Linked DNA regions of Mus musculus: all the other regions are linked to region 3. A link is a loop called in an ENCODE intact Hi-C map of the cell type or tissue named here. Cell type or tissue: left cerebral cortex. All regions are shown on one strand.

The links. Peaks named below come from ENCODE experiments on the same cell type or tissue, not always from the same donor. Only the 100,000 strongest peaks of a DNase experiment are listed, where the experiment ranks them.
Region 1: a loop joins it to region 3, with 3.0 times the contacts of the local background. A loop is called at or near these places in 14 of 42 quality-filtered maps.
Region 2: a loop joins it to region 3, with 2.2 times the contacts of the local background. A loop is called at or near these places in 5 of 42 quality-filtered maps.

What each region holds. Positions count from the first base shown.
Region 1 is chr8:12,561,029-12,569,028 of GRCm38, reverse strand. No RefSeq gene overlaps it. Among named protein-coding and RNA genes, the nearest start is that of Spaca7, 8.0 kb to the left of the region's middle. In left cerebral cortex, CTCF peaks have their summits at 4,509 and 7,424 (motif pointing right); DNase peaks (open chromatin) are centred at 4,527 and 7,444.
Region 2 is chr8:12,673,201-12,681,200 of GRCm38, reverse strand. 4931415C17Rik (RIKEN cDNA 4931415C17 gene) reads right to left here. Exons shown (of 2, transcript NR_166502.1): 2 at 1,976-3,627. Among named protein-coding and RNA genes, the nearest start is that of 4931415C17Rik, 4.8 kb to the right of the region's middle. In left cerebral cortex, a CTCF peak has its summit at 3,436 (motif pointing right); a DNase peak (open chromatin) is centred at 3,453; H3K27ac peaks cover 107 bases.
Region 3 is chr8:12,386,831-12,394,830 of GRCm38, reverse strand. The region is part of intron 1 of Sox1ot (Sox1 overlapping transcript); the gene reads right to left. Among named protein-coding and RNA genes, the nearest start is that of Sox1, 4.7 kb to the left of the region's middle. In left cerebral cortex, a CTCF peak has its summit at 3,067 (motif pointing left); DNase peaks (open chromatin) are centred at 4,501, 4,853, 5,524, 7,431 and 2 more places; H3K4me3 peaks cover 381 bases; H3K27ac peaks cover 1,083 bases.

The sequences.
Region 1 (8,000 bases), 170 kb before region 3:
GTTTTCTAAATGAAAGAATTAAAGGAATGTAATTGGAGAAGTATACAAACAGTGGTTAAGACGCTGCTTCTGGGAAGACATATTACAACTTATAATCTTCCTCTATGGGTGTGCGTTGTTGGTGTCTAATCAGGCATGTGAATGGATTCAGGTGTTCCGTCCTATTAGCTGGAAATTGCTCTGTTATTTGCGGAGCTGTTTGTGTTACATTGTTACTGGCTCTGAGTTTCTCTTTCTCTGGAGCTCCTTCCCCTGGTCCCTGCAATCTGTATAATTGTCTTCTTCACTTTTGTCTTTAGAGAGCTTTAAATAGAGCTCCCTGGATGATGCATGGTGTCAGAGGGAGAGTTCTGGAGCCTTGCAGAAGAGTCCTAGAGATGTGGGGCCATCACAAAGATGCTGCGGCAGGAAGAAGGGACCAGTTCCATCTCGCAGGGTCACTGTGGTGTTGTAACCAATAGCCATTCCCTCCAGGAAGGCATAGGGGAGTCCACTCAGAACTGCTAAGTAACCCGTGGCCTCTGTAGTAAGGGTGTGACCTCAGTCAACCATGTTAGCTCTCTGTTCCAAGGACTCCTGTACTTGGTGATGGGAACACCAGGGGCTTTTCTGGGGAAGCAACAGGGAGTGGTTTGCTAAGCGAGGAAAGCCCTTCTGTAGCCATTCATTTGCTCACTCATTCATGGTGGATGCTTCTGGCAGACTCTGAGCTCTCCCTGGTCTCTCTGGACATTAGATTAGTGGTCAGTTTCTCCCCCAGTTCAACACCACCCAATGTGCACTGTGGCAGACACCCAGGGCCACCAGTGTGGGAGCTGCTTCAGACCGAGCCCAGCAGCTAGCAGGGAATGCTCATGGTGGTCAGGCCTGTGCTATCCAGTGCTGTCAGTTGTTGGCTTTTTAAAGATTCAAAATAAGAAATACAATTATGCTGTAAGAAAGAACTTTAGCAAAATCAAGTGTGGTCACTACCTGGGCACATCCTGGGGCTGAGCTGCGGCAGCTGCTGCCATTGCTCTGTGGACATTCGAGTGTTCTTCTTCAAGCTGTGGGTCCTGAGGCCACATAGCCTATCATCACAGCCTTTCCTTCACTAAAACACAGGGCACGGCTCATGGGTGTGCAGCGCACAATGGAGTGGCTGAGCAAGGGTGGTTCTGCTGAAAGGGAAGACACTGTGGAGAGAATTTAGTGAGCAGTGGAAAGCTGGAAGGGAGGGAGGGAGGGAGGGAGGGAGGGAGGGAGGGAGGGAGGGAGGGAGGGAGGTCAGAGTGGATGGAAACCTGTGAGAGGTACTCACTTAGGGGTTGGGAACTTGGCTCCTTTGGTAAAGTGCTTGCTTTGCATGAAGATCTGAGATCCATTCTTAGAACCCATCTTAAAAACATCCAACCAAACCCTCCATGTGTTGGCTCATGCTTACAGTCTCAGCACTAGGAAGGAGGTAGAGACAGGCGGATCCCTGGGGTTCACTGGCCAGCCATCCTGGCCCTGCTGACTCGACAACAACAACAAAAGGTGGACAGGTCTTGAGGAATGATACAACCACCTGAGGTTGTGCATACACGTGCACACACATATATATGTACACAAACACATAAGAAACATTTGCACACACACACAAATCTTTATTCAGACAACTGATTATTGGTAAAACATTACTGAAGAGAAGGGTTCCATTAGCAGAGTTTAAATTTAGTTTTCTTATATGTATTTATATATGTGCATGTGTGTGTATGTGTGCACACATATGTGAAAGCCAGAAACTGACACCAAGTGTTCTCCATGACTCTACTTTCTTTTGATGAGACAGGGTCTCTTACTAAACCTGAGCCTCAGTGCTTTGTCCAGACAGACCAGAGACCCCCCCCCCCCCCGGAACCTCCTATCCCTGCTTCTCCATGTGGAGACCATAGAGGATTGCCTGGGGGTGGGCTGCCTTTTACTGTGGGGCTGGGGTGGGGGTTGGGGGTGGGATGGGGGTTTGGAGTGGTGGGGGGTTGGGAGGGGAGGGAACTGAACTCCGGGCTGCTTGCTTTTGCTGCAAGTGCTTAGCTGACTGAGCCATCTCCCCAGTCCCTAGTTTTGAGTTTCGTTTGTTTTGGTGTGTGTGTGTGTGTGTGTGTGTGTGTGTGTTTTCAGAACCTCGCTGATGAGGAGGACAAGCAGAGTTCAAGCAGCTGATGGTAACGCGCTCACTCAGAGCTTCGGCTGACAGAGCTTCAGCACTCCTCCCAGCCCTACAGCTGTGGGGAGCAGGACATAGCATGCTCGCCCCTCAGATGTCCTCTGTGGGACACAGCATCTACGCAGAGTGCCAGGCCTCCAGTTATTGGGTCTAATAGTGACTAAGGATTAAAACTGGAAAGCTGTGGAGATATCTCAGCTGATAAAGTGCTTGCTGTGCAAGCACAGGGGCCTGAATTTTGTCCACCAGAACCCACTCTTAAAAAGCTGGGCGTGGCAGTGGGAGCCTGTAATTGATCTCAAGGCTTGTAAGCTTAGTGGCAAGCAGATGCTGGGGACTTGCCGGCTGGCTGGCCTCTTGTGATTGGTGATCCGAGCTCCTAGTCGAAGACCCTGTCTCAAAACAACAATAAAAGTGAAAGTTGCCTAAGACCCTACATCCAATATTGACCTCTGGCCTATACACACACATGTACATGTGCATACAAACACACACACACACACACACACACACACACACACACACACGCACATGCACACGCACGCGCACGCATGCATATGCATAGGTGCACTTGCATGCACAAGAACACACATACATGCACACTTACTGTGGCACATTTTAATTAAAATATATATATATGTGTATGTGTGTGAACCTGGGTGAGTTTATAAACAGTAAGGTCCCCAGGAAGCAGGAAACGGATCAGATCTCTTGGAACTGGAGTACCAGATGGTCACACGGCTGTGAGCTGCCCAGTGTAGATGCTAAGAGGGAAATCTGGGTCCTCTACAAGCGCAGCAAGCAGTTCTTAGCTGCTGAGCCATCTCTCCAGCCCCCAAAGAATATTTTATATTTTGAAGCCTAGCCTTCAATGGCTGAGCCATATATCCAGCCCTCCAAAGAATATTAAAAAAAAAAAATCCACAGTGTTAGCTTAGAAGCCTCAGAGGGTTTTCTTTATCCCAACACCTAACAGTTTTCTGGACAGGCAGATCTGGCAGTGACTGGTCCGGGGTGGCTACCCTTCCTGGGGCTCATGGCCACGGAGGCAAAGTTCCGGGCCTCCACAGGGCAGAGGAGGGTGAGCAGCTGCCGAGAGCCTCTCCCTGCCAGACTGCTCTGTGGAGGGGGATAGTGTTGGCAAATGACAAAGAAGAGAAAATTGGTGTTACACCCCATAGTTAACGTGACAACACGCAGCTAACGAGCACTCAGCGATCCCCCCTGCTCATTTCTGTCACCCCCTTTGAGAACGTCACTTGTTTTATACTTAGCCTTACAGTGTAGGATTAGCTTTCGGCTAAAGTGAATTAGTCAGGGTTCTTTAAAACTCAGAACAAAGGTGCTGGAAACGTGGGGCGAAGGGGGTGCTGAGCTGTGTGCTCCTGCAGGCCGAGCCTCGCCAGCAGATGGGAACTTAGACTGAGGGATGTCAACTGGGACTAAAGTTTTATGTTACCCATAGACCTTCACCTTACACATAATGCATCTTTCTTCCTGAAGTCATTTTAAGAGGGATGCCAAGGTTGTTGAAGTTCTCAAGGCATAAAGATCCCAACCCCAGAGAAAGAACAGTTTTCAAAACATCTTACATTTCAAATCACAGAGAGCCAGTTGTTTGTCATATACACAGATTTGGAGAGACACATGAATTCATACATACACAGGCTCATGTATTCACAACACATATATACATGTACATGCACACACTTGAACATACATGTACATATACACATGAACATACATGTATACTTACACATGTACACTCACACGTGCATATGCACACATGAACATACATGTACATATACACATGTACATTCACACATGCAGATGCACACACATGAGCATACATGTACATATATACACATGTACATTCACACATGCATGGGCACGAATGTGCATATACATTCATAATACATATACACATGTGCACACATGATTGCACATATATGTACATACTCACATATGTACTCTGTACTCATGCATGTCACAGGCACACATACACACAAATGTAGATTTCATATCCTTCTTTTTTTGCCTGGCATATCATTTCTTTCATATTCCCTCCCCAGCTCTTTTCTGCTCCTCATGTGATTTACCCAACTCCAAGGTTACAGGAAAAAGGTAGAATCTTTCCCCCTACAGGTCAGAGATTGTTTCTGGTTCCTCAAATGTCCCATAGGGAAGCTTGGGAAAGTTTGCTCTGCCAACTGATTCAACCTCGTGGTGAATAGAATGCTTTGTAGGGGTCAGCTGCCCTGGTTCCTGCTGACTGGAGTGCAAACTCAGCAGCGATTCTGCAGTTCACAGAACCAACCATAGATGTCGACACAGTACACAGCTCCTTGGAAAGCATTGGCTCAGAGGGGACCTTCTTCATAGGCTCAGGTGACCATCAAAACCGCTCCTTTTGCTTGAAATAGTTGTGAAATCACATGCTTTCTGGGGATACTGCTCAGTGGATAAAGGACTGTCTTGTCAGTATGAGGACTACAGTTCTGATCCCTGTCACCCATGTAAATCCTGGCCAGGTGGGACACTTGATAAGCAGAGGTAGACCAGATGGAGTCAGTGAACTCTGGGTTCAATGAGACATCTTACCTCGATAAATAAAGTGGAAAGCAACTGAAGAAGATGCCTGATATTAGCTTTGGGTCTCTATATACACATGTACTCGTACACTCGTACCCACACACATTTAAACACATACACGCATACACACAAACACACACAAAAACAGGGAGAAATTACATGCTTTGGGGGAAGGTAGCAATTCATAATGGACCAGCCTTGATACCAAAGGATGGCTTAACTCAGGAAATGGCTTTGCATGGAAGGGGGTTTGTGGAGGATGGGCAGGTCTGAAGTCGCGAGAAAGTCGAGGGTAACCCAAGACCCTCAGACCGCCACAGGTTTACTGAGCTTGGTTCACAGATATGGGCTAGCTCCTAACATTATGGCACCCAACTCAAAGCCTCCACAGTTGCCTTTTGGCTGCCTCACTGTCTCTGTGGGGCTAAAGGCTCTGGGTATTTAAATCCCACATGCACAAAAGTATGTGGCAAGGGGCCCTGGGGACAGGCACTACTCTGGCATCTCCATTTGAAATTGAGCACTCAGTGGGGCTGTTTCCTCGTTCTGCTATCTAGTCACTCTGGGAGGGGAGCCGACTAAACTGTAATTACATTGTAATAAACCTTGCCCCTAAGCTCTGCTCTCGAAGGCTCCTTTATCCATTGGCGTGCCTGACCACACCGTGTGGAGCTCAGTGTCTCCAGCTGAGCGAGGGACTCCGTGAAAACCTGCCTTGCACTGGGTGATTTGTAAAAACAACCCAGCCTTTTGGTTCTGATTTCCTTCCCATTGATTTACACTAGTAGATTTAATTCTTCATCTCGGAGATGACTTTGCAGTGAGGAAGCCATTAGGACAAGAGCAGTAGAGCTGTATGACTCCCCCTGGGATGAAGAATACCAGGCTAATTTCATTTCAGGATCTCACTGGTGCGCAAAGCTTAGCAGGATACAGACCAAGGCCAAGAGTCAAGGCTTTTCATGCTCTGCTCTTAGCGCCTGGGCATAGAGCCTGGGGCGCATGCTCCGCTCTTAGCTCCTGGGCATAGAGCCTGGGGCGCATGCTCCGCTCTTAGCGCCTGGGCATAGAGCCTGGGGCGCATGCTCCGCTCTTAGCGCCTGGGCATAGAGCCTGGGGCGCATGCTCCGCTCTTAGCTCCTGGGCACAGCAGGGCATGACCTGGGATGCTGAAGCCCCAGGGAACCCAAGGTCATGGGGGCTTGTGCGCTGTCCTCATCTAACAGTGGAAAGGCCCAGGCAGCTCTGCTTGCATGCCCTCACCTACCTTTATCTAGAGTAATAGCATGCAATTTAAAAATTTAATTTAGGTCTTCCAAGTGCCGTCATTCTTCGAGTTAGAACCGGGTGGAACACAGGCAAGAGCCCTGAAGTGTGAGTCCTCCGCTGATGGCCAGTGTGGTTCTGTCATAAGATCCTATCCCTAGGGAAAGAAATTACGTAAGGACATAAACTCACTGAAATGCAAACGGGCTTAAAGGCTCTTCTTTTAATTTGAAAGTTTTCAATTTTTTTTTCTGTGAACAGAAATTCCATCACAGTTTTGTCTGAGCTCTTTTTAGATGTTTTTTTCTCTGCCATGTGAATTCCACACAATGATGATGCACTATTCTGGGTGCCCAGTACCTCTAAACTGGTGGTTCTCAACCTTCCTAAAGCTGTGATCCCTTTTAATACAATTCCTCATGGTGACCCTCAACCATAAAATTATTGCATTGCTACTTCATAATGGTAACTTCGTTGCTGTTATGAATCATAATGTAGTTTGTAATTTTGCTGCTGCTCTTATGAATTATAATGGAAATATCTGATATGCAGGATCATATCAGGATTTTTCCCATGAAAAAGTTATTTGACCCCTAAAGGGGTCACGACCCACAGGTTGAGAACCTTTGCGCCAGAAGCATGCTTGAGTGCTGTCCAGCAGTTGTCTACTGCTGTGCTCGCTTTGAAAAAACTGGACACTATGCCCCCGGTCTGGGGATTATTCCTCTGGTCCCCAGCAATGCTTTCCCTCTGGTCTGCTATGCACACTGTCTCCAGCCAGCCAGCCAGAGATGGAGAACGAAGGGAGCAGAAGGAGTCCAACCTGATGGAGAAAGAACAGAGCAGAGGCTCTGGAAGAGGAGCTGTTCATATCCTCACAACGGCAGGGGAGTGGAGGTCAGGCCTCCAGAAAGCGATTCGTTTCAGATGAGCACTTTGGGATAGAGCTCCATGTATAAGGTTAGTGCCCCTGTAAAGTGACCCTGGAGAGCCCTGTGCCCTTCCACTAGATTAGGACACCATCTTGACGAGCATAGGATCTGCTAACACCTTGATCTTGAACTTACAGTTTTCAGAATGTCGAGCAGGAATTCCTTCCCGCGTTCCCACGTGACCAAACACTGAGGACAAACACCAAGGGGAGAGCAGTGAGCACAGAACACGTCAGCAGGGAAAGGGCTGGGAGCTGCCCCTAACAGGAACCTCACAGGATTAGGTGTTGGCTGCTTGGCCTTTCCCTTCTACTCAAATCTGTTCAGTGACCTTTCCCCCACCACCCAGTGCAAGGCTGGCCTGAAGAATGTGAAGCCTCCGAGGACACCTTGCCTACAGCTGACCTGTGGCCAGATGTCAAGTCACTCAGCGTCCCACCCCACATCTACCTGTGAACGGCAGAGGGCGCCCTGCTCAGGCAATAGATTAAAGCCTGGTAGCTGCAGCCAAAGTCTCTGGGAACATAGATAGCTGCCAGGCTCCATGCTGGTTACCTTCAGCAGCACCCTAACAGTGGGGGATCTGATGTAGTCACTCTCTGTCCCTCTTCATATTGTCTACAGTGGTTCCCAACCTTCCTAACGCTACAACTCTTCAATACAATTCCTCATGTTGTGGTGACCCCCAAACATAAAATTATTTTCCTTGCTACTTTATAATCATAATTTTGCTACTGTTATAAGTTGTAATGTAAATATCTGATATGTGACTCCCAAGGGGGCCGTGGCACACGGGTTGAGAACCTCTGGTCTACACCTTCATGTAGACCTCTTCCCATGGCACCTCTCTTGTCTGGCAAAACTGTGAGTCCACCCCCTAGATGGTGGGGATGTCCAGAAACAAGACTCTCAAAGAATATGAGGTAAGGAAGGGTTCATGACTGTAGTGTCACTTGCTGCTTCATAGTTCTGCCAAGTGACCCAGGGAATGTCGTCTGGGCTGGAGGTGAGGTGGCGATACA
Region 2 (8,000 bases), 290 kb before region 3:
TTGCTTCAATGAAACACAGTGACCAAACGCAAGCTGGGGAGGAAAGGGTTTATTTGGCTTACACTTCCACATCATAGTCCATCACTGAAGGAAGTGGGGGAAGGAATTCAAACAGGGCAGGAACCTGGAGGCAGGAGCTGATGCAGAGGCCATGAAGGGGTGCTGCTTACTGGCTTGCTTCCCATGGCTTGCTCAGCCTGCTTTCTTTTAGAACCCAGGACCACCAGCCCACAGATGGCCCCACCCACCATGGGCTGAGTCCTCCCCACATCAATCACTAATTTAAAAAGCGCCCTACAGCTGAATCTTATGGAAGCATTTTCTCAGTGGGGGTTCCCTTCTTTCTAGCTTGTGTCGACTTGACATCAAACTACTCAGCATGCTTTTCTAGGGAACCTTAACTACAATGGCGATTTAGGTTCCAGGCCCTGGCAGGTTGTACTCCGTACATCAGCCGAGTTGAGATTACTCAGGAGACTGAGCTAGGAAGAGAGAGAGAGTTCAAGGGCAGATCAGACGAGTTAGTGAGGCTGTGTCTCAAAAAGTAAAACACACTTGCCTGACAAGCCCCAGCACCTTTGGCAATCGAAACAGTAAAAATGCAATGTGAACATGCATGGGACCATGCATAGAGTGCAGCATGGAAGACCCAAGGTCGACGTGGATGGGATAGCAGCTGTGCTGGCTAGTTTTATGTCAACTTGACACAAGCTAGAGGCGTTGGAGAGGAGGGAGCCTCAGTTGAGAAAATGCCTCCTCCATAAGCTCTGACTGTAGGGAAGCCTGTATGCATTTTATTAATTGGTGATTGATGAGGGAGGGCCTGGCTCACTGTGGGTGGTGCCATCCCTTGGCTGGTGGTCCTGGATTCTATAAGAAAGCAGGCTAAGGCAGCCATGGGGAACAAGTCAGTAAGCAGCATGCCACCTAGGGCCACTGCATCAGCTCTGGTTCCTGCCCTATTTGAGCTCCTGTCCTGACTTCCTTCAGTGATGGACTGTGACGTGGAAGCGTAAGCTGAATTAACCCTTTCGTCTCCAAGTTCCTCTGGTCATGGTGTCTCATCACAGCAACTGAAATCCTGACGAAGACAATGTCATTGTAATTTGTGACTATTGAAAGCTCCAGGACTTGTGGACAAGACTAGCTTTCCTGGCTGAGACTGTGAGCGATCACCCAGCCAGACCTCGCTGAGCCCACTATTAAAGTCAGGTCACCCCTGCAGGTTCTTGGCTAAATTTTAGGTTATCTTTGATCCATTTTTAATACAGGAAATGGTGTAACAGCTATCCATGTGTTGATAAATGATGTTCCTTTCTTTAAACTTTTTTTTGCTGTATCCTAAGTTACCTGTCTGTGTGAGGTGTATGAGTATATTAAGTGCAAGTGTGTTTAGAGGCCAGAGAGGGTGCTGGATCTGCAGTTACCGGCAGCCGTGAGCCTGACATGGGTGCAGGGCACCTAACTTGGGTCCTCTGGGAAAGCAGTAGTTGCTCTTAGCCACTGAAACATCTCTCCAGGTCCCCTAGATTTTGTTTTGAAATGAACACGGTGTGATGAGATGAGCCTGAGGGAATTATAACCATCCTGATAGGAGAGACAACGTTCTGAACAAACACTTAGGCCTACTCCTGTGAGTATCTGATGGTTTAAATCATGAACCTCAAGAACATTTCCTCAGGGATCCCTCTGGGGGAGAGGAAAGCATAAAGCCTTGGCGGCATCCAGGGGAGGAGCCTGCCTCTCAGAAGGAGACCTCCCAGAGTTCCTGCTTGTCAGGGCACCTTACCGGAGAGACTGGAGCTTAGACAATGCCGGGCCAGTGAGGAGCAGGACCACACCTTGGCCAGGACTGTGTAGTCAGGAACACCCCTGCCTGTTTAAGCCTCCTGTCAGAATCCAGAAGTACACTTGAGTGTCACTGGGCCCTTTCTTCTCTTTCCCATGTGGACACACTCAATAAAATGTTCTCTGATTTTTATTATTGCTTGTATCTTTAATTGACATACAGGGCACAGCACAAACATACTGTGCATAAACAGTCAAGTTTAGACTTTCAGCACCCAGGCTTTGACCCTGAAAACCTGTAACAGAATCTTGATAAATTTCTCATCCTGACATTTAGTGAAAATTACATGTCCTTCTTCACAGCTGCCATTTCTAGGTGTCTGCAGGCACTCTTAATTATATACCGATTCTATTTGTATGTGTATGTGTGTGTACTTTGGGCATCTGGGAGCCACTGAAGTCAGAAGGGTCAGATCCCTGGATGTGGAGTTACAGATAGATGGTTGTGAGCTGGCATGCGAGTGTTCAGAACTGAACCTAGTCATCTGCAGGAGAATTCAGCATTCTTAACTGCTGAGCCATGTCTCCAGCCCCTCACAGGCACTTAAAAAATACATTTTAACAATAGAATTACATCGCTCCCCTCACTTTCTTCCAGCCCCTGCCAGATCTCTGTCCTCCAGTCCCTCTCAAGCCCCAGTGCTCAAGTTAAGTACCCTTCTTTAAAAATTATTTTCACATACATCTATAGATTAGTATGTATGTGTATTCACAATTATATGTAAATACAACCTGCTAAGCCTGTTCCTTTTGCTGCTGTATATGGTTTCAAGGCTGACCACTCTGCATTGTGCAACAAATAAAGGGGTCCATCTCTGGGAGTAGCTAACTCTCTCTCCCAGCAGCCACTAGTGGCCTGTAGGTCTTTGTCTAGGGGTGGAACCCCAAGAAAACCTCTCCCTTCCACGTTAACATGTCCATCAGATATGCCACTGCTTCGGTCTAGTTTATGCAGCCATTTCCAGGAGAGATGCTCACGGCAGACTTCTTGGTATACAGGCTCTTACAATCTTCCCACGCCTACTTCCTCCAAGTTCCCTCGGCCGTGGATGCAGGAGCTGTGATGCAGATGTATCTGTTGGGATCTGGTGATCTTGCATTGTATCGAGCTGTCTTCTGGGACGGTCTCTGTTAGGTGTAAAGAGAACCTTCTTTGATGAGGCTTGGCAGCTACACTTACACAGGGACAGGGCTTGCACACCTCACTGGCACTTTACAGAAATCCTCACCCTCTCAAAATCCTGCAAGGTCACATTCGTCTCCGTTTTAAAGGTGGAAAAACTGAATCTTGAAACTGTGCCCTCTGGGAGTTTTGCCACCGGTGGGAAGATTGGAAATCGTTGGTTAGAGGGCTTCTTGGAACACTGCTACCTCCTGATCTCCCTTTCGGCACCTGAGTGGAAGCGCCTCACAGACTTTATGAAAACAAGCCACTTTCCCAGCTTTACCCTTCCTCTGTAGGACCAAAACTCACTTGCACAGGAAAGGGAACGCCCTCAAAAGTCCATTCCTAACAGGTTTTCTCTCAAAGCAGTCAGCTGGCTCCAATTCCAGGTCTCTCTCGGCTTAGGGTGGCTGTTAAACCCCACTGGCCGGCAGAGGGCAGCACAGGCCAGCTAATGGATGGATCAGTGCTCCGAGCATCCGCCTCCAGCCTCAGCCACCTGTATGAAGTAGGCAGAATGATGCATAGTTGAACCTCCTCAGGTAGGGTGCGCCCAGGTGCAACACCTTAGGTTCCAAAAGGCGCAGGCCAGTCTCCCTCTCTTCTGGTGTAGCCTGGAGATGAGACAAAAGAAGACTGGACCACAGGCAGATTTTTTCTGGCACCTCGCCCACCCCGTAGGGACCTGTTGTAACCGGAGTGTGGGGTTTCCCTGCAGGAACTATAGTAAAGGACATCTTTTCAAAAATAGTTCTGATCATGGCAAGGCTAGACACAGGAGCTCGAAAAAGAGCTACAGGGAACTTACACTCACTCGAAGCACCCAGGGGGCTTTGGGAGGATCACATGTTTTTGTTTTTTGAACTCTGAGCAGCACCCATAGCTCTGGGTCACCGTGAGGTTACCTGGTGAGGGTTTGTTTTTGTTTTGTTTTTTAAATCAATCTTCTAATTTATTAATGTGTTACAATGAGAAGCGCAACTGTATCTTATAGTCTATCATGACTTCAATGCGGGCTTTAGAATTAAACTCTGTTGCTAAGTTTTATTTTTGTGGCGCAGTCCCCATTAGGTGTGCTGTGCTGTGCTGTACTGTGGTGATCATGGTAATCTGGCCAATTGAAGAAGCCGAGCTCTGCCGTAACAGGAACTCCAGCAATGCCTTCACTCCCTACAGGCAGGTCCAATGTGATAAGGCCAATGTTTCCATATTGCTGAGAGAAATGGTCTCACCTGTAGGTTTTCCTCACGAAGCAATGCATTCAAAAGTGGAGGTTCAGATTGTTAGAATGCACTTCCCATAGCTGTTTAGGAGGTCTTAGATTTACTGCCACAGTTCTGGTGGTGGCCATACTACAGCTCGGTTAGTTATGTTTCAGGGTGCTTACGCAGTTCTGTGACAGCCACACAGCAGGATTATAGCAATGCAGGAATCAGCTTGCCTAGCTGCGCACTTTCCCTCCACTTTCCAGTGCTGTTGATAGGGAAGGGGAATCAGTGACCAATGGCACATGTAGTGCAGGGCTGCTCCCCGTAGTCCTGGCTTCCACACTGGCTGCTGGTAGTACTACCTTGGAAGACTATGGAAACACCGGGACATGAGGCCTCACTGGAAAGAACAGGACTCTGGGTGCGTTGGCCCTACTTCATGTCCTGTTTCCTGGTGGACTGAAATGTGAGCAGATGGCCTTGTGCTCTGGCTGCAGCCCTGACTCTTTCCCTGACATGGTAGTGGACTGTACTCTCAAACTGCTGGCTGGAATACATTCTTCCTGAAGCTTCCTGGGTGTTCAGTTATAGTTTGAGAAAATAGCTATTACACTAACACCCACAAGCTATTGACTAAATAAGCAGATGGCAGGGGGAGGGAGAGACAGAGAAATCTCTCATGCAGAGTACTGGATGATCTCTGCAGATGTTCATCTCTGGAGGCACGAGGTGAGGTCTGCCACTTTTCTCAAAATCACTGATTTTTTTTATGTTGACCAGTCAGAACTCAGAGTACAGATGTGTGCATGCAACAAGGCGTGTGTGGAGGTCAGACGACAACTTGACAACTTTATGTGGCCGGTTCTCTCCCTCCATCAGTCCATGGGTTCAAACCCGGCCTGCCAGGCTCCCATGGGTCCTCACTGCGCTCTTGTGTTCACTGCCTCGTTGGCCCTTTGTGTATGTGAGGACCGGTATGCTTACCTGAAGTGTACCTTTCTCCCATGGTTCTGCCCTCAGTGCCCATTTCTGTGCCTTTGGCCTGAGCCCCCCACCCCTACTGCCCCTGCTATTATTTCTCCATATGTTTGCAAGTTTGCACTTATTTTTTTCTGGACTCAAACTGTGTCCAGAAAACTGCCTTGTGTTGGGTGACTACTCTTTCCACTCATCTTATACTCTCACCTGACTTTTATACCTGGCTTCTCGGGTCTTCCCTATGTCTGCTCAGCTTATGTGAACTTACATGTCTTGACTGAGGCAGAGCCTGGAGGGACTTCATTCTGCATTGACAGACCCTTGAGTGGGCTAGGAACACAGTCAAATGAGTCTTATGTCTCCCTTGAGTCTAGTGTCCTGCTGAGGTCCTAGTTTTCTTGCCAGTCAGCATTTTATGGGGTGCATGAGACTTTAAGGTACTGTCTCTACCATGTGGGACTAACAGGGCTGAGTCTGCTGAGTAGATGGTCTCTGTAAAAGCCATCTTGCTTAGGTCAGCCTTTTTTGCTCTTTTTTTTTTAAAAAAAGATTTATTTATTTATTATTATATGTAAGTACACTGTAGCTATCTTCAGACACAGCAGAAGAGGGCATAAGATCTCATTACAGATGGTTGTGAGCCACCATGTGGTTGCTGGGATTTGAACTCAGGACCTCTGGAAGAGCAGTCAGTGCTCTTAACCACTGAGCCATATCTCCAGCCCCCTTTTGTGCTCTTTTTATTCAGGTTTTCAGTGGGATGAATGAAGCTTGACTCTAAGTTAGTTATTCAAAGACCTCTGTCATGGTTCAGATCTTAAATGTCCTGCCAGAGGTCGCTTGTTGAAGGCCTGGTGTCCAATGCAGCAATGTTTAGAATCAGGTGTAAAGGCTAGGATTCAGTAAATGGATGTGAAGTTAATTAACATTGATTGTCATCTTGACAGGATTGACAGTCACCTGGGAGACAAGCCTCTGGGCATGCCTGTGATACATCATGTATTTTATTGGGATAGCTAAAGTGGGAAGAGTCACCCCCAAAGCGGATGGTACCATTCTCTCGGCTTGAGTCCTACAGTGCAATCAAGGAGAAAGCTAACTGAGCATAGACATTCACATTTTTGCTTCCTGTTGATGTGACCAGGTGCTTCAAGTTCCTGCCACAAGGACCTCTGATCACAATGGACTGTACCATCGAACTGAGTCTAAATAAATAAATACATAAATACATAACTCTTTCCCCCATACATTGGTACAGTCAGGGCATTTCATCATAGCAATGAAGAAAATAAGATACTCACCAATGGGGTTCAATAGCTTAGTGGGGTTAGGGTGTGGAGCCTGGTAGAAGAAGTCAGTCACTGTTGGTGTGCCCCCCTCCTTCTCTCCTACTTTGCTTTCTGAGCATCAGGAAGGGAACAGCTCTCTCCTATCACGTACTGCGTTCCAGACTCAGAACAACTGGGCTGAGCAACCTTGGGCTGAAACCATGAGTCAAAACAAATCTCTCCTCTTTTAAAATTATTTCTTTCATGTATTTTATCAGAGCAGTGGAAAGCTGACTAATTTAAGGGTTCACAACATCCAGAGATGCTCCCACAGTGAGGCTGAACCCAGCCATGCCAACCAACAAGAGGGTGCCGATAGCACAGAGTATTCTGGGAAAGTCCTCCTGACTGTGGACGGAAACATTTGTAGTCTCCCAACAAGTCTTTCTTCTCTGGAATAGCTTTGAACCACATGTCCCTTATTCAGTCTGCTTACTGTGGGCCAAATCTGACTGCTGGGAAACACTGACCCACTCAACTGACTGGGTTTTGAGATGGGCTGAAACAGCCAGCCAAGAGGGCTGCTAGTGCTTTCTATATATTCACAACACATATATAAAGATCTAATCACTTATTTTATGTGTGTTTTGCCTGCATGTATGTAAGTGCACCGTGTGTGTGCCTGGGGCCTGAGGTAGTTAGAAGGCAACAGATAAAACTAGAGTTACAGCCAGGTGTGGTGGCACATGCCTTTAATCCCAGCACTCGGGAGGCAGAGGCAGGCAGATTTCTGAGTTCGAGGCCAGCCTGGTCTACAGAGTGAGTTCCAGGACAGCCAGGGCTATACAGAGAAACCCTGTCTCAAAAAACCCAAAAAACAAAACAACAACAAAAAAACCTAGAGTTACAAGATGGTAAGATGGTGGTGAGCCACCATGTGGGTACAGGGACCTGAACCCAGGTCCTCTGGAAGAGCAGCTAGTGCTCTTAACCACTAACCCATCTTCCTAACCCATTTATGTATGTATGTATGTATGTATGTATGCACATACGTATGTGTGAGTGTGATTATTTTTGAGGCAGGGTTTCTCTGTTTTATAGCTCTGGCTGTCTATGAACTCAATATATAGATCAGACTTTCCTTGGAGACCACTTGCCTCTTCCAAGTGCTAGGATTAAAGGCATTGTGTCATCAAGCCTGTTTTTTTTTTTTTTTTTTTTTTTTTTTTTTTTTTAGCATTTTTTGGTCACTGGCTTAGTTGATTTACAATGTCCTAACTTGACTGACTTCATTTTGTATGGTGGAGGTGAGTGGACCAACTGAGGTAGTTGCTTTTCTCCTGCTCTGTGGGTTCTGGGGAACTCGAGTCACCTGACTTGGTGACATCAGCTCCTGTTGTCAAGACTGTGCTGGAGCAGCTACTTTCTAAGTGTTTTCATCTATCTGCTGACATTTCACTTCAAGTAGCCACACAGAAAAGCAAACCGCTCTGGCTTTTCCTGGCTCATTGGCCACCCTCAAATAACTGTCAA
Region 3 (8,000 bases):
TTTAATGGAGCGGAGTGTTATAGTCAGGTGCCAATTTACTCTATATCCTCTTGAATTTCTGCGAAGGTCAAAACCAAGATCTAGCTGGAATCTTGTTACTCCGACAGTAAAAAGAAGTTTGTGGAAACAGCAAAAGAATACCTACCTAGCCTATGCTTTTCTGAAGCGATTCTCCCAGAAGCTGTTTGCCAAAGGATTTTGAAAATCGTGTGAACTCGGGTTTGCGAGGGTGGGGGTGGGGTGCGGGCGCTGAAACGGAATTGGAAGGTCCAGTGACAGGGCCGCCTTTTTGTATGTTGTTGTTTTTGTTTCTTCGTATGTTGTGAAAAAGAAAGGGCAGTTCTGGGGATGATCAAGACATACACAAATGGCCGTAATCCATGAATCTCAGAACAAATATGATTCCGGGATGTATAAGAGATTTCCAACCCCACCCCAGGCTACTTGGGATCAGACCATCATGTCCAAAAAAAAAAAGGGGGGGGGAGTTATTGTAAAGGCTTCTTCCAGAAAGACCTTTAGAGTCTACAAGTTCTTCAGATATCCTGGGGCGGGGTACAGAGGGGAGAGGATAGAGTTTCTACTTCTAAGATCTAGGTGCTTCGGGAGGTTGCTGGTGGGTAAAGCAAGCCTGGTCAGATGCCTGCAGACCGCCTCGCGTGTAATCCAGAGGCTCTTCTGATGACAGATAACCCGGATAATAGCAAGAATACAGGTGTTCCAATATGTTGGACGGTGAACATATGACAGCCCCCCCCCCCACTAACAAAAACATCTGAGGCTGTGAATTTCCTGACGCCGTTGCTCCCTTGCTATGATTATTACAGTGGTTTATTTTATTTTATTATTATTTTTTTTTATCTCAGGTTGTTACAGCACAGTACAGCCCTCAGCCCGATTGAGCTTTCATTTCAGGCCATTCAGCACTTACTAGAAAACTCATCAAATAATATAGAATTGTGCTAGAAGGGAAACATCGTTTCATATTTTTATAAACATCTAGGTCATAAACTTAGTTTTCAGCTACCTTCTTATTTCAGCCATCAAGTTTATTAAATCTTTTGATTTGTTTCACGAACTACCTACAAATATCAGTTACATTGTAAATGAACAAAAACGAATAGGACTATTGTTTAAGAATGCCGTAGAACCATTTTCCTTGGATAACTTAGGAGGTGATGGGTGTGCTGGGAGATCCGCTGTGTTAGGGCAAGTCAGCAAGACTGAAATAAAGGAAACGGTTTACAAATTATAAACTATATTATCCACTTAGCAATTGAAAGATTTCTTTCTTGTGCTTTTCAATTTAGATTTTAAACTAAATAGCCAAAGACCCCCTGAAAATGCTTTGTGTAAATCAAGCCTGGCACATTATTTTCCATATCAATGGGGCAATTTATTTTATAAACACCCTGCACTCCAGTGAGCTTTGCAGGAATGCTTTATGCCTTAGGAAACTTGGATAGATGACTTTGAAACAGTCTCATTTCTTCCTACCATAGGGCTGAACATTGTTTCCAAATAGGATGTTACTCTTGTTTTCTAGGACATCTAAATAGGAGGTAAACGGCATCACAATGCATACTGCCATGTTGGTGTTTGGCATTCTGGGAACTATTCTGCAGAAGCAAGTCCAAGCTGGTGCAAAACCTATGGGTGCCCACCTGCAGAAGTATGAAATCAGAGATGCAGGTGTAACCTGTTGCCAAGTGACAGAGAAGATTGGTGGTTGCAGTCTGTGCCAACTAAGCAGTGGTGGGCATGGTGTGCCAGACCTCCTTGTGCCTTCCATCCTGGTATGAGCAGAGGGTCCTGTCAGTGACAGCTTCTGGAAGTCTCCTTCTGTTTCCCTATCTATAGTCACTTCCCCAATGGCTTCACAGACACAAAAAGAACAGTCTACAACCAGTTTGATAAACACTTCTGTCTGCTTCCCATCTCCCCAACGGCTGGGTGGGGCTGCCTTCCTAAAAACTATATTCTTTAGGATTTGAAAACTGCACTGTGTCCAAGTAAAACTAAGAAAAGTCCAGAACCCAAGGCAAGGGATTAGTTTCACTGTTGACTGACCAATCTTTGTTCTCTCAGCAACTCAAAAATCTCATGGTGCCACTGCTCAGAATGCCAAAGAGCGACTTTACAAAGTGGCTAAGTTTTTATTCAACCTATGGTTATAATCCTTCAAAAATTCAAGTCAGCTCATTGCTAGTGGGAATTATTCTGTGTGCAGGCATGGGTGCTTGTATATGTCAGTGCTCATAGATAAATTATGAAGGCTTGTATATATGAAATTATGTGCCTACACTCTTGCACAATAGTCTTGACTTTGAAATAAACCAAGTCCTGGGTTTTAAACACTTTCAACTCGAACCCCTGACATAGAAAAACCAATACTTTGGCTCCTTTACACACACCTTTGTGCTCATGAGACCGAGAGGGCCCCTGTGGACAGAAGCCCTTGTCCTTCTTTTTGAAGGCTGGCTCTGATACATCTATATATGGGTTTTTAAGCTCAGCATTAGTCTCTCAGGCTCCAAACAAGTTGGGTACGTTGGGGACCATGCAAGACTAGAAATTATTTCATATGGGGTTCAGATTATCTGCCCTGATGACAATCTCCTCCTCGCCATGCTCAGAACATGATTCTCTCAAGGCTGGTGGAGACACTTGGAGGACAGAGGACACATAGAGGTGTCTCCTGGGAGCTCCCCGGGGCAAAGGCTTGCAGGCTCTGATGTACCCTCACAAGGCTGAGAGAATAGTTGAAGAAAGATCTTTAGCGAACCGAAATGACAGTTTGTGGGACTGAAAGGGGAAAGTTAGCAGCAGGAGGAAGAAGCAGCAGAGAAAACTTAGGAGAGATAAAGAACGTCGGAAGAGGTCTTTGAGGCCATCTCGGCCAACAGGAGGCGCAGATTCAGGGCGGAATGGAAGCAGAGTGGATCTGAGAGGCTGGGAGTCCCTGTCTCAGGACCTGCTGCAGGGAGTAGAGGGCTGCGCACTGGGCCCGAAGCCCCTAGGCCTGTCAGTGTGGACCCTGTAGCGGCGCGGGCCGCGATCGCCGTCTGCTGGCCGCCACCACCCTCTCTGTCCTCGCGGAGCTGAGCACCACGGGCTTTCACCTGTGGGGCGGGAGGCGCCCCTCGCCCAACTACTGCTACCACAGCGTCACTGGAGGGTTGACGGCCCGCAGTTCGGTGTTTGCTTTTCAGCGCGCGCCTCTGACCCGGGTCTCTAAGGGGGCATCTTTTCTCCTGGGTCGTCTCCAAGCCCTCTCAGCCGATTTCATGGGGCCCAGCCTGGGCTAACTTGGGGAGGAGGGATCTTCCCAAACACCAAAAAGGACCCAAATTCAAATTTGTGTGGTTAGTTTGTTGTTGCTGGTTTGTTTAAAAGGGGAAAGAAACAAAACGGATAAAGGGGGGAAAGTCGAAGGAAGAGAGTCACTAGCAAATAAGGAACTTTGGACGATCAGTGTCTTTATGAGCATCTCACAGAACCGAGCTCTCCTAAGTCGCTCTCAGGTTAAAAGCAAAAACTCTCTTTGAGTTTAGAGAGCCGCTTGTAACAGCGCCTGTGGGAAAATAAAGTCTAGGCTGTCAGGCTCCGGTTCCAGCCGTTCTCGTGGCGACCGGCACACACAATCCGGAGCTGCACTATGTGTGCGTGCCTGCCTCCCGGCTCTCTGGGTGGAAGCATTCGGAGAATCTCTGGGAGCTTCGAGTAGGGGCTCACCCTGTGAGCAGTACTCACACATATAATTCAAATTTCACAGCTGACCTGCTCTGAAAACCTCAATCAGCTTCTAATTGAAGGGAAAACAAAATATTGCTTCCCTACAGCAGAGCTAACGATTTAATCATTATATCAGACATTATAGCTTTTAATTAGGCTAATGCTGATACTGTATGGAAAGAGATAATTCAACACAGTTCTTGATGAATTCTGTAATTGGGTTAACGGCGGAGCAGTCGGGGGAGAGACGTCAATATTCAAGCTGCGTCTGTAGCCACCAGGTTTATGAATGAAAGAGAGGAGGAAAGCCTGGAACCCAAGGGGGCATCGAGCCCTCTCTCCCCCGGAGCTGCGGGTACTAGGGAAGAGGCGACTGAGATGCCAGCGAGGCTGGACCGCCGCCGGGTGCCAGGCCTCGCGGGTTTGGAACCGAGCGCGCCCGCTTCGTCGCGTGAAATTTTCTGACAAGAATTTCAGCAGACCCACTTTGCGAGTACACCTGGGCACCCGATTCCGAATCTCTCTACTGGGTCCCAACCCATGCCTGCAAGGAGGGCTGAGCACCCAAGCAGCCGCTAAGGCTTTCCATCCAGTGGCCTTTGAAAAGACAAGTGCTGCCTGGGTTCCCACCCATCGCGAGTGCCGGCTGGGTGTCCACAGCGCCCCTGGCACTCACACTCGACAGAAGCAACTCTACCCTCCGCAGGTACCCTGGGTGCGCCGGGCGCTGGTGGCACCGGAGGCTGTCCGCACCCATGTGTCCTTGCCGATCGAAAAAGGGCAGCTCTAGTGGGTGCCCAGGCTTGTGCCCAATGTCTTTTCCCCTTTCCAACTCTTGGCTGAGCGGGTACTTGGCCTTGGGCTAAAGGAGAAGGTTAACAATTAGAGGGTGTGGGCCCGCTTCCCTTCCTGCAAAAGAAGGGGAAGCAAAAAAAAAAAAAAAAAAAAAAATCCGTTTGCACTTGCCTGCGAAGCAAATTGTGACCCCCCCCTCCTCTTGCTTCCCTTTCTCTCTGCCAAGTAGGGCCTGGGCTAGAGATGCTATTTCAGGGTCAGCTTGCCATCGGGGCTCTACCCGGCATCTGACAGATGCCGCATTCTGCCTGGGTTGGAAATGCCTTTCCTACATTCTTTTTTGCCTCTAGATTTCTAGTACACTCAAAATTTGTGCTCAAGCCTGGGAGTCAGAATCTGACCCTGCCGGAGGAGAGGGCTCACGGTGAGCCTGGGGTTCTGAGAAGAGACATAGTCTCTGTAATTTGGTTGCGCTTTTCAGAAAAGCCACGGGCGGAAGCTGCACTTTCTGCGGTTTTAACCCAGATGTTTTCAGGGCGAGATTTTTATGTACTTTAAAATTTTCTGCCGCCGTTCTTAATTTTTCTCTTACTCTTTGGTTTAACTACATCAGCACAATATTCTCCTTCAAGATAAATATACTGTATTGTGATTCATCCGTGTCTTATTTTGTCAGCAATTACTGCAAAATTAAATGGGTCACTGTGAAAGTTTCATTTACTCAACCCCCCGTAATTAACAGTTTGAATACACCTTTTTTTTTTACATTGTGCAAAAGTTGTAATTTTCCAATGCATGTTGTGTCTTCCTGATAAAGAATGCTGGTTAAGTTCGATGTGATCATAAGGATTCAAAGCTCTCCTCCCAGGGGAGTGCTGTTGGGCTTGCTTTTCCCTACGACCAGGCAAAGCCTGTGCACAAGATCAAACTTTTCTGAACAGTTGAGCTTCACGGCCTGCTCAAATCAAAATTTGCAGAGGGTAAACCAGGGAGAACAGAAAGTGCCCGATTAAGGGACATTCCCAAGGAAACCTTTAACAGCAAGACTCTGGGCTAAGCAGCCAAGCCTGCATTCTGCTCTGCCTGGAGAGTGGAAGGCAAGGTGAGCTGAGACATAGGGGTGGTGATGCTAACCTTTTCACTCTGCCTGAAACAATGTTTCAGCTCTACAGCGAGGCTCAACAGGCCCAAAGGTGTCCATGACCAGGGATGTGTGCATGAAGCATACATTTGGAGTATGACTGCCCTCTCTCACATTCTCGCTCATTTAGCCCCCAAATAGAAAAGGCACCGCTCACAAGAGGAGACAAGTCATGAGGAATTTCTATATGAAGAGGAATAAAGTGAAACTAGAGATGCTTTTTTCCCCTTACAGGCCATCCCAGTTATTGCAAATTAGATTAGCTACACGGGCTGCAATATAAACATGGCAGGAGGTTCACGCCAGTGAAAACCCATCCACTCCAATCTCGCCTTTCATCGGAACAGCTCACATAAATCACATCTTGTCCTTTAATACACTTTTCAATGAGATTAAAACATCACTCTGACACAATTTCAAGCCCTTTCAGTCATGTGCCTTGCTTTACTTCAGAAAGTAGCTAACGGGAAAAGTAGGTCCGAGAATATCTCCAGGCTGTGGGAAGGGCTTTACTGCTCTATGAGGGGGCTAATGGAGGACCCTTTGGCCCCATCTGAACGCCATTCATCTTCCCCTTGCAAACATACAAAGCAGCTGGTCCAGCAGCAGAAATCAGATTTCCCTGGGGAGAGAGGCCTGTTGACAACTGCTTGTGCACAGGAGCCTTTGGGAGCAGCACACTGTGGACAGGAGGGTTGAGAAGGATCACAGCCACCTTCCAGGGCTCAGACGCCCTTCAGGACATTTTGGGAAGGAGCTCCAGGAAAAGGGGTGGAGAGGAGAGGTGAGGAGCAGAAAGAAGACAAGAGGGACACACAGAGAAAGGCACATACAGAGAGAGACACATAGATGGAGAGAGACAGAGAAGTAGAGATAAAGATAAAGATAGATGGATAGATACATAAGATGTGTAGGGTTTCCGGTAGCCTTTGAGTACTAACTTAGGAGTGAAGGGAAAAAGAGGTTATTTTTCTATAAAATTGGCTAAGGGCTCAGATCAGCACCCCTTACTGTCCCCCAGAAATGCCTCATCTCTCCCTCAGGGACGGGCTACTTCTGGGTCAGACATTGACCCTGGATTTCAGAAGGACAAAGAACCCTAGCAGGCAGCAGGAGAGGGGTGTTTGAACCCTATCTGTTCAGTCTTCAAGATATCTAAAATTGCGTGTCTAACTGAATGCTCAGGCATATCTTTTTCTGGAAGACAGACTGGACACAGCTCATCCCATCTCCCTCTGGATTCAGGTCGGCCACATGGAGTATTCTCTCTCTCTCTCTCTCTCTCTCTCTCTCTCTCTCTCTCTCTCTCTCTCTCTCTCTCCCTCCCTCCCTCCCTCCCTCCCTCCGTCCTGCAGTGTTGGGCTCATTGCTGGGAGCAGCGGGTGAGACTACAAACCTCGGAGGCAGAACATCTGTGGGAGGTTTCTCCTGAGGGACCACTTCCCTCCACCCCAGTCACCCTTTCCAGCCTCTTCCTCAGTCTTTAACTCCCAGGCTCAATCGCTTTAGTAGGGCCCAGTAGGAAGCCACCTGGTGGCTTTCTGTTCAACTTCACTGAGCGCCCAAACATCTCCCGTGGGAGTCCTTGTTCAGGTAGTGCTACAAGGTCTGCCTTGCTCTGTCCTAAAACTCCTAGGTGAGGAAACCTGACGGAGTGCAGGAGGGGGACAACTCTCTTTCCTCTTTCCTGAGGATGCTGAATTTGACCACAGTCAGTGTTCACACCCCAGCTCTACTGGGCCTGTGGCCAGTGAGGGTGTTTCCTAGCAGCGACACCCACCCGCCAAGCTGCAGGAGATAAAACTACTGAGGACCAAGTAGGACTCTTCTCTCCAGCGGGAGGGAAAAACCTCCTCTGAACCTATCAGGGTGCAATGAAAGCAGCTACCTTCCAAGCCCAGCTTTCCACAAAGGGGCATCCAGAACGCGGGGCGGGGCGGGGGGGGGGGCTTCGCACTGCAGGAAATCAATGGCAGAAAGCGGGCCTTTAATGGGTTAATTGACTGGAGGCCTCTATCGCCTTCAAACACCTGTTTCCTGCCAGTGGAGGCGGCCTGTCTGGTCCCTGCCTAGGTCGATGATGTGTCTGTCCGCCTTGCTCGCTCATCGACTCTAGCCCGTGCCGAAAATCCATTTCACCTCTGAAAGACGCTGACTACTTCCGTCTGCCTGCTACTGGAACTGGGTAAAAGAGGGTGCAGATGAGGGTGGTCAGCGGTGTCCTAGAGACTTCTGAGTGTGCACAAGTTTAACTAAAAACAAAAAACAAAAACAACAACAACAACAACAAAAACCCAAACCAAACCCTAATGGTGCGTTTGACGAGGGA